Regions from separate parts of the Homo sapiens genome. Here region 2 is linked to region 1. The links are chromatin loops, found by intact Hi-C in ENCODE. Cell type or tissue: heart left ventricle. All regions are shown on one strand. Each heading gives the region's core, and the rest is flanking DNA. Links, peaks and the distances in the headings are about the cores only.

Region 1 (8,117 bases), core at 2,649-5,148:
GTCTTCACAGAAAAGGAGAATTTTAAATGGGGCCTTGAAGGGGAAGTGTCTCCTGGAGATGGAGAGAACATAGCGAGGAGAGTGCGGTGAGGTGGGGGGTGGCAGGGGAAGCACATCACTACGCGGTGCTTAGGGCCGAGTCTGAGCCAACCTGGGAGTGGCACTCAGCTCCCCCAGGCCCCCGAGATGCATGTTCAGCAGCATCCAGCGGCCTCCTGTGAAGCGACTGGGAGTCCACAGAGACAACAAAAGCAGATGTAGTGATGTGTAAACTTGAAGTTTCTAGAAGTTCCTTTGGGCCCCACCAAATCTCTGTGGCAATGAACCAATCCCACATGTTCCTGTGGGTAATGCTCCCAGAGGGCATGTGACTTTGGGCATCATTATTGGCTGAAAAAGGAAACTGGGGTAGTAGTTAGAGAGTGCTATGAACTGAATGTTGTGTGCCTCCCAAATCTGTACACTGAACTCCAAATCCCACTGTGGTGGTATTAGGTGAGGGGGCCTTGGGAGGTCATTAGGTCCTGAGGGTAAATCCCTCATGAATGGGATGAGTGCCCTCACACATGAGACCCCAGAGAGCTCTCTGGCGGTCTTTCTACCATGTATGGCTGCAATGAGAGGTCTGCAGCCTGCACCTGGAAGGAGGCCCTCAATGAACCTGACCAGACTAGCATCCTGTTCTCAGACTTCTGGCCTCCCAAACTGTGAGAAACAAGTTTCTGTTGTGTATAAACCATCCAATCTATGATAGTTTGTTATAGTAGCCAAACCGACTAGGACAGAGAGGATGTAAGGAGCCAGTGGAGGACTCTTTTAATGGAGAGACTACAGCATGTCTCAGGCTGAATGGTCCAGTAGGGAGAGCAAAAACAGTGCCCATGCATCACCCTGAGGTCTCACCCAACCCTGCTGGAACTGACTTTAGTGCCCTCTTCCAGTGTTCCCCGCATGACCTGGTGGGTGCACACCTGGCTGCTTGCATTCACACCGTCCCTCTCCACTTCTTCCTTCTCCCCAGCTCTCTTCCTGTCAACCCTGGCATTGCCTTTGTTGGCTACTGAGAGAAGACCAGAAATATCCATCTAGTCAGACTTGCCTGCTCCTGGGAAGAAAACAAAAATGCAAAGAAAAGGTTCTCAGGGAGATTGAGCCAACCTGGGAGTGGCCCTCAGCTCCTCCAGTCCCCAGAGACCCATGCTCTGCAGCATCCAAGGGGCTCCTGTGAAACTGTTGGGAGGCCAATGACACTCTGTCCCACGTTGTGGATCTATTTTGTGGTCTCTGTATCCTTCACTGCTTTTTGTGGACATTATTGTATTAGATTCCTTTGGAAATGATGATCCAGCTAATGGCCAGTTAGTAGGAAACATCACGACCCTCCCCCCAAATTCCAGCCTCTTGCTGAAAGGGTGGGGCCTGGGAAATCATATGGTATTGCTCCTGGTCACCACAGACCAGTGGTGGCTTTGGGCCAAATTCTGGCCCAGCCAATCCCCCCCACCTTTTTTTTTTTTTGAGAGAGAGAATTTGAGGTAAGAGACACAGAGACTCAGGTTAGGAGGATGCTTGAACTGAAAGGTCCTGAGACAGCAGGACAGGAGCTAGTACCATGCAGAACACAGCAGGAGCCACAGGCAAGCCTGAACTGTGGGAGAGAGAAAACGAAGGGCCTTCCAGAGAGGTCCAGTCTGCCAAGAGGAGAAGAGAGTTGACACGCAGAAAGAGTTAGGGGTGACAAGAACCCCCGTAGCCCCTTGAAGGACACAGAGAGGAGATCTTTTTTGTTCTTTTGTGATTCATCCTTTCTCACTTCCTGTCCTTGGAGGTCAACAACAGACCCCTGTATCCTTTTAATAATCCCTCTTTTCATTTGAAATTGTTCCAGAGGGTACCTGATCCTTGTTGCCAGCATGCCCTGAATAAGAAAAATGCTCAAACCAAACACTGAGTCTACTGAGTCTATGTGAATTAATTCTTGGAATTCCTTGGCTCAATTCAATAAACATTTCATGCACAATTTTTGTGTGCCAGGTGCTAGAGGCATTCTGAGAAAAACTGAGACCCAGGAGCTGTCCTCAGAGAGTCCAGTAAGATGTGGTCTGATAAGACATGTTTCCATATACCCAGAATACAAGGTAGTTTGCTAGGAGCACTGCAAGAGAAACGCAGATGGAAGGCTGGAGTGTGTACTGCCACTGTGGAAGCAGGAGGGGCTTGAGGGAAGAGGGCCTTCAAGAATGGGTGGAATCTAATATTGGAAAGGGGAGGAAGAGTGGAAAGTATAAGAATCAGAAGTCTGGTTGCAGGATGGGGCATGATATGGGTGGGACACTGTAAACTGCACAGCGTGGAAGGAATATGGAGTTTAGAGGAATAATGTTAGATGAGTCTGTAAGACGGGCTTGACTGGGATTATGAAGGGCCTTAAAGGTCAAGCCAAATTTGTTATCATAGAATCATAAGAAGGAGAAGAGCCTTAGCTGTTGTCTAGTCTAACTTAGGTAATTTGGTTCCAGTTCCTCTTAAGGTGGCCACCATGACAGACTGAATCTCAAGTACTCATCTGAGATACAGTCATTTCAATGGTAGTGACTCAGAATTTACTTTTCTTTTTTTTTACCCCAGCAAAATATTTATTTTAGAAAATAGGATTATATTATTTGTTGCTCTCCAACTTGCTTTTTTTGGACATCTTGGACATCTTTCTCTACCAGTACATATAGTTCCATTTCCTTCTTTTTATTTTATTTACTTTATTATTTTTGTAGAGATGAGGTCTTGCCATGTTGCCTAGGCTGGTCTGGAACTCCTGGGCTCAAGAGATCCACTCACCTTGGCCTCCCAAAGTGCTAGGATTACAGGCGTGAGCCACTGCAGATATTTTTATTTTTTATTTTCATTTATTTCAATAGTTTTTGGGGAGCACGTGGTTATTTGATTACATGGATAAGTTCTTTAGTGGTGATTACCGAGATTTTGGTGCACCCATCACCCAAGCAGTGTACACTGTACCCAATGAGTAGTCTTTTATCCCTCGTCCTCCTTCCCCGCTCCCCTCACGTCCCCAAAGTACATTGTATCTTATGCCTTTGCATCCTCATGAGATTACTTTTCTATCTTTAACAACTTAAGAGTTCTTTCCAGAAGAGTCCTCTTACTACGAGGAAGAGTGTTAGAGCACAGGGAACTGGGCCTAGAGAGTCTGCAGCAAATTGTCTCAAATAGCAGCTTAAAAAGGTAAGGAACAGAAAAGAAACACTCTCTATCTATGTGCTGGCCTCAGGCACAGTGCTTCTAGATGGTAGAACATCTGTGAAGTAGAAATTACAATCACTTTTCAGGTGAGAAAACAGGAGCTGTAGGGAGGAGTCGGACAGGTCCCCAGGCCCAGCAACTATACCAGGTGAGGCAGGAATGTGGCCTCGTGTTGACCAGATTCCACAGCCACGGGCTTCCATCCCTCTTCTCTGCTTGCTTTAAGACTAACCACCCTGGCTTCAAGTAAGTATCACTCACAAAGGAATTTCAAAAAGACATGCACATAAATTAATGGCTGATGGCTGTAGGTGGTCGTATGGGAGGAACCGATTATAACATTGTATGAACTTAGCAAAGCTCTAAACCATAGCACAGACATTTGGCAAAATGGTTACTCTTTTTCAATCATCCAAGGACTCAGTTTATAATAAGCCTTGAGCGAGTCCCTAAATTCCAAAGCCCTTAGCATCTTCCAGGACCCTCTTGAGACCACACAGTGCTTCCAGCTTCCGGAAACAGCAGATGCTATTGCTTCCATGAGCAATGTCAGCATTTAATACACAAGGGGGAACAGAGAAAGAAACCTATATGGATGGGGAGCAGGGAGGAGGGGCAGCACTGGATCCTCTCCTGGGCCCTGTCCAGCTCGACATTCCTGAACAGAGCGTGCTGTTCCCTCTCCTGATGTTGGCAGCTTAGAATGCAGGAGCCTTAGATGGGTGGCCTGGAAGGGAGGCCAGCAGGGAGAGGTGACCTGGAAGTGAGGAAGCTCAGGAGGGACTGATGGTAATTGGAGGGGCAGGCAGAGAGAGGCAGATGAAGAAACAGCCGAGGCCTGTGTGAAGGCTGGACCCAACCTGCGTCCAAGCAGAAAGTCCAGAGAACTTAGCACAGCTTCCAAAGCTTCAGAGTACATCAGAACTACTTGGGAAGTGCGTCAAACTCTGGTTCCTAGGGAAATCCTCAGAGATCCTGCATCTGCGATGAGGCCCAGAAGTGGTTTTTGTGACCAGTTCCAAGGCGACTTCATACAGGCAGTCCTTGGGGACACTGGTGACAGGATTTCCCTCTCTGGACCTTGGTGTCCTGCTCTGTAAATAAAGGGGTTTGTCAAAGACGGTTTCTGCTTTCTCTGTCAGCTCCAACATACAGCTTCTCAAAAGCTTCCAAAAATCCCCTTACCCAAGCTTGCAGCCCTCATCACCTGTCTCAAGATAATGGTTTCCTATTCTTTTTAATGTATAAGGCAGACAGGTGGTCATGTACCTGCTCAGCTCTTGAAAAGGACCTACATGATAGACTCTAGCAACTCCACCTCGTCTGCCCATTTTGGGGGAGAGTAAAGCCACGTCGTGTGCGTTCACATAGGCATCCAAATGGGACAGACTTCCTCTCTCTGGAGGCCGTGGCTCCAGGTCAAAACAAAACCACTTCCAGGTCTCAGGTCACAGGATCCTGCAGAATGATTTATTTAAGGAAGAAAGCTTCAAGGGCTCCAGAGAAATTAAATGTGTATATTTCCCCAGCAATTATGCACGTCCTTTCCCTTGAAAAATAGTTCCCATGCCCTGCCTGGAAGAAAAGCCAGATTCTCCATGATGCTGTGTTCCACAGGCTTCTAGAGGTGGGGGGGCTGTGATTTTCTAACAGGAGAAGCCACATGAAAGTCTTCAGCAGCTTTGCGCTGTTTCTGCTGCAGCACCTCTCAGGGCAGACTGGAGAATCAGGGAGTCTTGTCTGGAAAAACGAGACAGGCTGGGCCTGACACATTGATTTCTGGTTCAAGTTTCCCAGTGAAATGTGAAGGAGGAATTTTCCACTTCTTGTCCTGATTCACCTTGGCGAACCAGTCTTTGGAGTCCCAGACTGAGGCAGGGAAAATCTGTTTCAGGTGGATTTTCCAGCCAGACTTATACCCAAAGTGAGTGGTCCTCTATGCTGTTCCCAGTATCAGCTGTCTCCCGTTGGCCAGGAAACAACTCTGTCCCCCTGACTTCTGCTTTAGCCATCTTTCTCCAGGAGGAACCAGGCCAGAATGTTAGGACAAAAGAATATCATAGTGACATGTAAATCCTCACCCTTGGACAGAAACTTAACTGGGTGATACAGATTCATTTAATATGAACTGAATAGCTCATGCTGTTTTATGACAGACTTTGGGATCAAAATGTAGCTAAGACACAGCCCTTACCCTCAAGAGTTTAGACTAGTGGGAGGGCAGTTGGGCAAATATCAGCCTGAGCAGACTCGTATAAAAGCGACAAGAGATACAGCAAGATTGAGGAGAGAGGTTTAGGCTGGATGGCTTCAGAGAATGCTCCCCAGAAAAGGTGGTATTTGCACTGGTCTTGAAGGATAAATAGAATTAGAGAGAGGAAGGAGAGGACAGGAGGAACGGCCAGCAGAGGAACTTCTAACTGTAGTTAGAACGTCCTTGGTACATGAGGGTATGGTACATAGTCTGGGATTGTTAGCAGGTAGATATGCAAAGAGGTGAGTAGGAGATGAAACTTGAAGAAAAGGCAAAGGCCAGGCCATGAAGCGCTTTGGTCGTGGTGAGGGTCAGGACTAGACCAGGCAGACAGTAGGGAACCATCAAAGGATTTATGGCTGGGGAGAGAGGAGTTGGATATAGAGAGAACGTGCAATAAACCAGGTGAGGGATGGAGTTGGCCAATGTTAAGCCGGGGAAATGAAAATAAAGGACAGAATCGAGAGACATCTTGGAAGAGAAAAAAATGATATTTTTGACCATGGGGAGAAGGAGAATTTAAACATTTTCCCCAACATGTGCTGATATCTAATTTAGACAATAGTGGGGGAGGTAGGATGGTTGGGTGGTTACTCATGCAGGCTCCAGAGCCAGAGGGCCTCTGTTTGTTTCCTAGATGGTGACAGTAGTTCCTTAACTACCCTGTGCCTCCATTTTCTCCTCCATAAAGGGGAATGAACAAATTGCAGGGTGAAACTGTTAGCTATCACTGTATTCAGAGGACTAGCATTTTTTGGTATCAGTTATTCCAGAGGTTCTCAAGGGTCTGGGACTTGGAATTGAAACAGGGTACACTGTGAAGAGGGGGCCCCTGGTGCATCACTTTACTCGGGAGAACAGGGTTCATGCTGCCCATTTAGACTCTCTATCAGGCAACATATTCTGATAAGTGATAAAATCTTCTTTGAAAAAAAAATGCCTCTTTTGAAAGTGAAGATGTCTAAAAAGATGTTTCTTGGACAGCATATAGAAATTTCACGGGGGAAATCACTGCCCGCGTGGCACTTGAGAATTTAAGATTTCTTGAAAGAACTTTGCAAAGTATCCTTTGCACTCTCACTGTGAACTTATAAGTGCTGTGATCTGTGGTGGTTTCAAAAATTATTATTATTTTCAAATACAGAATACATACAGAAATGTTTATAAAACATAAATTACAGCAAAACAAACTGTTATAAAACAAACACCTGCACAGCCACCACCCAGGACAAGTAACAAGGCATTGGCAGCATTTCACTCCCCTTCCTGTCATAGCCCTTCCCACCAAAAATAACTTTTATCTTGACTTTTATGGCAACCACCTCTCTACTGTTCTCTCCTCCCACCAGCTAAGTATGCACTGCTGGTCTCTAAACAACACAGTGTGATTCTGATTGTCTTTGATCTCCATATGATGTTTTACCATGCAAAACATCATCATAAATTCCTGAATGGTGTTACAGAAGCAGACGCATACTGGTTGGGCTGCTGGTGCCAAGAGGTGGAAGTGGAAGGAGATAAAATGGCATTTCAGAAAAGTCCTTAAGATGGAAAGGGAGGCGGAGATGGAGATGGAATCGTATGCATGTACTCTTTTGGGTCTGGCTTCCCTCTCTCAAAATTAGGGGCCACACCATCCCTGCTTGTGTGAGACTGCCGTTGGCATATTTTCACCACCACAACGTAAGAACACACCACCATTTACTTATCCATTTGACTTTCAAAGGGCATCTGTGTTGTTCCTAGTTTGGGACTATTTTGAATGGTGCTGCTGGGAACATTCCTATCCATGCTGCACACATTTCTGTTAGGATTTTCCCGGAAGTGGAATAACTAGGTTATAAGAGGTTGGCATATCTCCATCCTTAGCAGAAACCATTAAGCAGTCTTCCACGATGGTTATGCCAGTCCCTACTCCCACCAGTAGGGCCCTAAAATTCCTACCTTTCTCTATACTCACCAAAACCTGGTATCACTGAACTTTTTGTTATGGTTTATCACTAAAGGAGGCTTGAGGGGCATCCTAGACATATAATCAGATGTTGGTGTGCTATTGGATCCATTTCAGATCTGAAGTGCTATAATATTTGTAAATAAGTACAATGAATTGCTTTTTCAGAGGAAGGCCCATAATGAAGCTTTACCATGCAAAACATCATCATAAATTCCTGAATGGTGTTACAGAAGCAGACGCATACTGGTTGGGCTGCTGGTGCCAAGAGGTGGAAGTGGAAGGAGATAAAATGGCATTTCAGGAAAGTCCTTAAGATGGAAAGGGAGGCAGAGATGGAGAGAATGAAGGATGCTTTGAATGAGGGTAGAAACCCTAAGGGAACAGCTCTGAAAAAGAGTTTAAGATTTTGCAGCCATGTACTAGTATGGGTCTGTTGGTTTTTTAAATGTACATGAATACTATGATTTCTATTGTTCTTATTCACTTGCAATTTGCCCTTTCCTCTCAAAATATGGATCTACTTTATTAATTATTATATGGTATTTATTTGCATTTGAACATCACATTTATTTATTCATTTATATTGGTGGCTATTGGCAAACAATGCTCAAACAAACGTATCTTTGTTTTCATATTTTTTTCTTTTTCGAA
Region 2 (8,117 bases), core at 3,395-5,894, 59 kb after region 1:
CCTGAGCTCAGGCAGTTCACCCGCCTTGGCCTCCCAAAGTGCTGGGATTACAGGCGTGAGCCACTGCGCCCGGCCACATTTAACCTTTTATTGAATGTGCAGTCAACATTCAAGTCCATTTTTATCTCTGTAGTATTCCTGAGCTGTGATCTCCAGGAACGGTGATGCATTGATGTCCTAGCCCTGAACAGCAAACACTGTCTCCTCTCTGTCCTGTCCCTGAGAATGGAGTCAGTACCTCTTTGAATAATTAACACTCTTTTACGTAGACAGAGTCAGGGAAAGGGGTTAGGTGAAGTTCTTATGTAGTTTGTTCTGCTGTCAAATGTCAGTTAAGCCTTCACTCTCTTCTTTCTTGGAAGAGACAGGCAGAGGTAATGTGGATGAAGCGAAGAGCCCCTGTCTGGGATTGGGGAACTAGGCTCTATCCCTCTCTCTCTTGCCAGTTTTCTGCATGGTCTTAGGCAAGTCTCTCATCCCAGGCTTCAGTTTCCCCATCTGTGAGAAGGGATTGGATTAAACCTTCTTTTGAGAAGAGTTTTATGCTCTGAAATGCCACTGACGTCTGTGCCGTGTCTCCTCTGACCTCTGCTCTGTATACTTGTTGGTGAGAACACTGGAGGGGCAGGATCCCCAGGTGGAGAAAAGGAAGGGCTTCTTTTAAGGAGACATAACTAGGAAGAAAACCTCTAGCCAGGGGAGAAAGAAGGCCAAAGAGCTCTGTCCTTTGCACAGGCCTGACATTTTTATGGGCCTTCGCTGGCCTTGGACCATGAGCTGCCCACACACACACAGGGGAACCCCCCAGCAGCCACTGAATGTGGCATTGTGGCACTGGACCCCACCAGCCAACAGCCCTTGCTTGCAGCCTCCCTTAGAGCAGACTGGGGAGCCACCAGCCCAGCCTGTCAGCTCACATCAGGCTTGGCCTGACAGGGTCCAGCACAAAGACCTCCCACAGAGATGGGAAGGAGAGGAAATTAGGTTGGAAATTCACTGACAGCCCACGCTTGACCCCATGGAAAGTGTTGGTTTGGGCTAGAAGAAATGGCACAATTTAGCTTGACCAGACTGGCCCATTCAAACAGACTCCAATGCCACAGAGCATTGAGTTAAGCCTCCTACCAAATTCTGACTCTTAAGCAGTTGGATATCCACTGTGTAGCAGGCATAGAGAATGCAGAGGTAAAATCTGTGACTACTGTTTTCACAAAGCTTGCAGTCTACTGAAAAGAGAAGGCACGTCAACAATTTGTCATAATCTATCTTGCTAAATGTCATACTCAAGATACACAGAGGGGTTTAGGGGGAACTGAAAATCCAGCAAGTGATTCTGAGAAGCAATGAGAGGGAGGAAAATCTTCCTAGAAAATGGGAAATATCTCCTGAGTTTTAAAGGATAACATCCCAACTAGTTTCCCAGTGGAAGAGAAGGGGCTGAAAGGAGCATGCCTGGGAAAAGGCCCAGCATGTTTGCAGGTATGGAGAGGTGAGAATATGGCAAGACTGAATCACTGCACAGAGCTCTCAGAGGCCGGGGAATAGTGTGCAAGGGTGGAAGGGCAGCAGGAGCACCTGGAAGTTTTGTAGGTTGAACTGTGTCCCTCAAAACAATATGTCAACGTTCTAACCCCCAGGACTTGTGCATGTGACTCATTTGGAAATAGGGTCTGTGTAAATGTAATCAAGTAAAGATGAGGTCATACTAAATTGAGGGGAGGCCCTAATCCAATGACTGGTGTCCTTATAAAAAGAGGAAGATTTGGACGCAGAGACACACAGTGGGGAAGCGTCATGTGAAGACAGAGGTGGAGACCGGAGTGATGCTTGTAAAAGCCAAGAAACGCGCAGGATTGCCAGCAGCCGCCAGAAGCTAGGAGAGAGGCAAGGCACAGATTCTCCCTCCGAGTCCCCAGTAAAGAACTATCCCTGCCAATACTTTGGTATCAGACTTCTGGCCTCTAGAATTGTGAGGCCATACATTTTTCACCCAGCTTGTGATCGTTTGCTACGGGAGCCGTAGGAAACTAACATAGTGGGTGTATGAGCCACTCTGGGCTCTCACTTGGTGGTGGCCTAGGATGGCCCTGGCTTCAGAGATGCTTCTTATGGAGCTCTTAAAATGGCTTAAAAATCCCCATAGCCTGACATTCAAGCTGTTACCCTTCCAGATTCTCTTTCATACCTGGTGCCTGCTCACAATCCTTCATTAGACTATGTATCCTGACTTTTATAGTTTTTCTTTTTCTTCTTGATTCAGAAAGGTATCCTCTCCATAATTATAGAGTCATATTGTGTGAGTTTGGGTGAATCAGTGAACTATCAAGTTGCACCACGTGTCCTCCTCAGTTTCTCTGATTTATCATCCTTTCTTTGAGATTTACAGAATTAGATTGATTGCAAACTTTAAAAAATGACCTTCAGCTCCTTGCAGGCCCATGTGAGCACACAACTATCTTGCTTTCAGACCTGCATCTCCAATTTCATCTCGTAGAAGAAATCTTCCCATGAGTATCTCTAAGGCAGGGCCCACCTCCAGTGCTTCCTTCTGATCCTGCACAGCAAGTTCACCTCCTGGATGTCTGCTCTGTGTTGGCTGATGGGGAAACTAAGTTGAATAAGACATCCTTAAGAAGCTGGCAGTCTGGTGAAGGCTGGGGTTGGGAGACAGTTATAAAGACCAAGTTGTTTCAGTAAGTCATAATCAGTGACACAGGAGGTGGATGTATAAGGTACTTTAGAGACCAGAAGGGGAGTACCTGGCCCATAATAATGGCTTTCATTCTTTATGAGCCAGACACCATGGTAGAAGCTTTACATGCATTATCTTTAATCCTCAACAAGAAAGGTGTGTAGTACTATCCTCATTTTACAGGTGCAACTGAAAAGGTTAATTAAGTAACTTGCTCAAAGTCTCTCACTTGGCAAGTGACAGAGCCACTGTTTGATCTTAGGTCTGCCTGACACCCAAGATCACACATGGATTCTTCACAATACCAGGGTGACTGATGCTCAGGGCGTGTTTCATCAAAGCAGGTACTTTAAAATATTCACTGATTTTTCCGTATTGTTTTTGTGCTATCCAAAACATTTAGTTGAAAGATAATGATTAATTTAAACTCACCAAAGTTGCCAACAACCCGCTAATTGCTGTTCTTGTCTTACTTGACCTTTCTGTGTATTGGTCTTGCCTCTGTCTTGAAAATCCTTCCTCCCTTTGGCCTTTGTAACATCATACTTGGCTGGTGTTCCCTCTGCCTCTTTGGATTCTTTTTTTCCACTTATTCTTTCTCTGTCGAGCTCCTCTAAGGCTCTGACCGCTACTCATTTTTTATTTATCAATCTCTAACCCTCTTCAGAAGAAGTCCATGCATCTTACTTATTTCTATTACTGTCATAGTCATGGTTTCCTCATTTGTTCCTTGTTGATTTCCAGATCTTTATATGTAGCATCAACCCCTCTTCTGAGCCCCAGACCTAGATATTAAATGCTCTTCCAACCTTCTCCACATGAAGCTCCCACAAGCACATCCAAGTCACCACACCTACCTCTGATCTCACCATCCTTCCTCCCAGACCCTGCCTCTTCTAGCCCAGGGAATCATGCCCCATGTCCCACTATTGGTCAAAGCACCCCTCTCCTTCATCCTTCCACACTTGAACAATGCCTCAATTCTCTTCATTCTACCTCCTAAATCTCTCAAAAATGCCTGGCTCAGCTATCCCCACAGTCACTACCTTGGGTCTCTCCCTTGTCTTCTCTATCTAAATGATAATTTTCTAAAACTTGTTTAAAAATTTAAACTTATAGATGATTTGCAAGGATAATGGATAATATAGAGTGTTCCCATACACCCTTCACCCAGCTTTCCTAATGTTGGCATCTCGTATAACCATGGTCCAGTTATGAACTAAGAAATTAACATGGTTTACTGAATGATTGTGATGGCCTTGTTGACAGATACTTTGGGTTGTCTATTTGCCTCCCCAGCAATTTTTTTCGTTTTTCAGCTTGAAGTGGAAATGTGTTCATCCCTAGGGGATGGATCATGATAGTTCCTTCTAGATGCTACCCTAATACTTTGCTCTTTCTCCATAATCATTGGGTCATAAATCTGTGTACGTGCCTGCTGTTGTCACTGGACTTAAAAGCAGAACTGACAACTGCATTCTCAGTAGGCACTCAGTAAATGTTTGTGATACAAGTGAACAAATGAATGAATGAGATCAGTGTGGCTAGAGCTGTAGGTTTGTATATGGCAACCAGAAAAGTGTCACTTATGAATTAAAAAGTTTCAACAACGATTGAGGACCCAAAGTCCTTTCTAACACAGAGGCCCAGTCCCAGTACAGATGGACCTAATGCCATTTTTATCCTCACGCTGACCATCCTTAGTGATGAAGGACAGGGATAAGCCTGGAGTCACAGGCTTCTTGAATCTCATGTCTGGGAAAGCGCCTTAAATCCAATGGTTCCCAGACTGAGTTGGCTGACTCAGAGCCTCCAGGGATGCGGCCTGGCAATCTGCCTGGTTAATAAGTTTGCAAGGTGATGCAGCAGGCAGCGGGAGCTGGCCCCGGTCCAAGAACCAGAGTTTGGAAACCCCTGCTGAAGGCCAACCTGCTTATTTACAGACAGCGTGGACCATCTACACATAAAGGCTCCATCCGGCTCTGACTTTTTCTGATAGATTTTTCTTTTTCTTTCATTTAAAAATAAGCCTGTAAATTTGGATGCCGTAATATGCATCATGGATATATAGATTATACTTTAAAAATGCCTTTTAGAAAGTCATATAAACCAGAAAATATCTCCAGTTTCTTTTTTTTCTTTTTTTTTTTTATTATTATACTTTAAGTTCTAGGGTACATGTGCACAACGTGCAGGTTTGTTACATATGTGTACATGTGCCATGTTGGTGTGCTGCACCCATTAACTCATCATTTACATTAGGTATATCTCCTTATGCTATCCCTCCCCCCACCAAACAACAATCTTAATCTTAAAAATTTTTATTATAAACCTCATTTTATATAATGTAACATCAGAGATATTTATCTTAGGAGTCCTGTGTTAGCATTTCATTAGGATCTGATGGGTAAATGATATACATAGGAATCCAGATTTAAGTCTGCAATTTTCATCCATTTCTACCCTGTCTTTTGGGCACTTGCTAGCCTTTGTTTCTACATATAGGATTTATCATTTTTATTACTAGAACATAGTACAGGGTTATAGACCAAAATAAGTCAATCCTGATATTCACACCTCTCCAGAATTGTATATCACCGTCTAAGGAAACCAAATGGCAGATTTTCCACAAATACCCAATATTCTGTAATGGTTTAGCTAGTTACTTACTTCATGGAATCAGAACTATCATATGTCAAAACCTGACCTAACCCTGGCTCTCCTTCTCATTCTGGATAAAGTGAATGAAGCTGAGGAGAAACTTGGGCAGCCCCACCATGGATCTGCACAGCCATCATTGGTGCAGGTGGGCTGCAGGGAGCAGGGGATGGTGGGCCACAAAGGTTGATTGACCACCTCAATATTTATCCACCTCAGGCGAGAACAATGCAGCTTCCAAGTCTGCGTTTTTTCAACTCAAAGCCCACTTGCTAAGTGCAACCTAGGGTCAAGCCTGTGGCTAGGCATGGGAGGAGAGAGTGAATAAGCTGTCACAGACAAAGCTCGCGGTGCAGTGGAAGAGAAGTTCTGGGAGTTCTAATGAAATCAGTGTTTCATGCAACAGTGACAAAACTTCTATAAGTCCCAGGTTAATTTGAATCCTTTAAAGGAAAAGACACTGGATGTTCAACGATCGGAGCAGAAATGATTTCATGGTCTGTGGTGCACATTTTTTGTTCTTTCTTCTTCACTAGAAAGTATTCTTTTCCAACAAACATTTAAGAAACAATTAAGCCTTCACGGCTAATCAGATGTACATGAAAATGCTTTGGTCACCATTTTTCTGGGCAACTGCTGTGACATCTGTTCTATACTACAGGGCTATAGGGGAATAAACCATTTCTATAGCCCTGCTTCCTTTGCCTGTGATGGGAGCATCCCACACCTGGTAAGTGTAACATCCACTGAGGAACTGTAGTTCTTCTGACTTCTCAAAGTAACTAACGGGCAAGGAGACCCTTTCTAACATTTTGATCTTGGGGCCCCAGACTTGAAATTTGCAGCTAATGCTTTCATCAGAGCTGTGACAGGTTTCTTCCTACCCTCTTTTCTTTTCTTTTCTTTTTTTTTTTTTTTTTAGCAGAGTATTGTTTTGTTACCCAGGCTGGAGTTCAGTGGCGCAATCTCGTCTCACCACAACCCCCGCCTCCCAGGTTCAAGCAATTCTCCTGCCTCAGCCTCCCAAGTAGCTGGGACTACAGTCGCGCGCCACCATGCCTGGCTAATTTTTGTATTTTTAGTAGAGATGGGGTTTCACTATGTTGGCCAGGCTGGTCTCGAACTCCTGACCTTGTGATCCACCTGCCTCGGCCTCCCAAAGTGCTAGGATTACAGGTGTGAGCCACCGCACCCGGCCCCCTCTTTTCTTCTTTCTTTCTGCTAGCATGTATTGAGCATACATTATGTACGAGGCCCTGTGCCAAACTCTGGCTTAGTTGATTGAGAACAGTTATGCAATAAAGTGACTGCTGACAGGTGTGTACAGAGTATTCTGAAAGCACCTGGGCCATCCATAGTTTTGTCCAACAATTATTTACTGGGCAATTGCTCTGCTGTGTCAGAGACATAGAGATAGAGATAAAGTAGAATGAGTTCCTGTTTTCAAAGACCTCACAGCCCAGTCATAACACCTAAATGGAGACAGTTATGAAACAAGACAGATAATATTGAATGGCGTTAGATACTGATAGTCTATCCACCCATCCTTCCAACCATGATCCAATCATACAACAAGTATTTATTGAATATCCACTACAAGCCAGCTCTATTCTCAGCTTTAGAAATGGAGCATTGAACACAACTAACATACAAACCATAAACACAAAAAAATTAATAAAAGGGGTTAATTTTAATAGTTAAAAATTATTGAAAGAGAATAATTCAGGGTGATGTGATAAAGAATGCTCCAGATAGAGAGGTCCTGGGAGGTATCTCTGGGGCAATGACATTTGGGTTTAAGGGGTGTGAAGGAGGTAGCTGTGCGATCATCTGGGTGAAGATATAAGCCCACGCTAAGGGAACAGCAATAGCAAATGCAAAAGTCCTGAGGAATAGATTTAGTGGGTTAAGAGAACAGAGAAAAAGCCAGAGTGACTGGTGTATAATTAGTGTTTAGGGTGGGGAGGTGGCTGGTGTCCTAGAAGAGGAGATCTGAGGGAAGGACGTGAAATGAATTATATAGTCTCTTACAGGTCAGGGCAAGATTCTATTTTATTCCTTTTTTTTTTTTTTCTTTTGACGCAGTCTCTCACTCTGTCACCCAGGCTGGAGTGCAGTAGCGTGATCTCAGCTCACTGCAACCTCTGCCTCCCACCTCACCCTCCCGAGTAGCTGGGACCACAGGCGTGCACCACCCTGCCTGGTTAATTTTTTTTTGTATTTTTTGTAGAGACAGGGTTTTGCCATGTTGCCCAGGCTAGATTAGATTTTATTCTAAATGCACTAAGATGACTTTGAGGAATTTACACTGGGAAGGCCATATTCTGATTTATGCTTTAAAAAGCTTGCTATGAATCCCTCTCTTAGTAATTAATAGGACAAGTATACAAAAAAGTAAACAGTAAAGATATAGATCCAAACAACACAACTTAATTGATATTTATAGAACTTTCCACACCCAATAAGTATAAATACACATGATTTTCAGCTGCAAATAGAACATTGACTGAGATCAAACATTTGCTGAGGCCCAAAATATATCTCAAAATGTTTCCAATAATTGAAGTATTACAGAATGTATTCTTCCAGCAAACAAAACTAAGCTACAAGCCAATTACAATAAGATACCTAGAAAATCCTCCAAATATTTAGAAATTAAATAACATGCTTCGAACTTGGACCTGGGTCAAAGAATTAATTAAAAGGGAAGTTAGAAAATATTTTGAGGCCAGGCGTGGTGGCTCACACCTGTAATCCAAGCACTTTG

What was found. Hi-C counts contacts between places; a loop is a spot of excess contacts. Peaks named below come from ENCODE experiments on the same cell type or tissue, not always from the same donor. Only the 100,000 strongest peaks of a DNase experiment are listed, where the experiment ranks them.
Region 2: a loop joins it to region 1, with 2.7 times the contacts of the local background. A loop is called at or near these places in 11 of 110 quality-filtered maps.

The regions. Positions count from the first base shown.
Region 1 is chr3:193,859,972-193,868,088 of GRCh38, reverse strand. No RefSeq gene overlaps it. Among named protein-coding and RNA genes, the nearest start is that of LINC02038, 20 kb to the right of the region's middle. In heart left ventricle, for the core only: no CTCF peak of the experiment used is centred there; a DNase peak (open chromatin) is centred at 3,951; H3K27ac peaks cover 1,184 bases.
Region 2 is chr3:193,802,081-193,810,197 of GRCh38, reverse strand. No RefSeq gene overlaps it. Among named protein-coding and RNA genes, the nearest start is that of LINC02038, 38 kb to the left of the region's middle. In heart left ventricle, for the core only: no CTCF peak of the experiment used is centred there; a DNase peak (open chromatin) is centred at 4,557.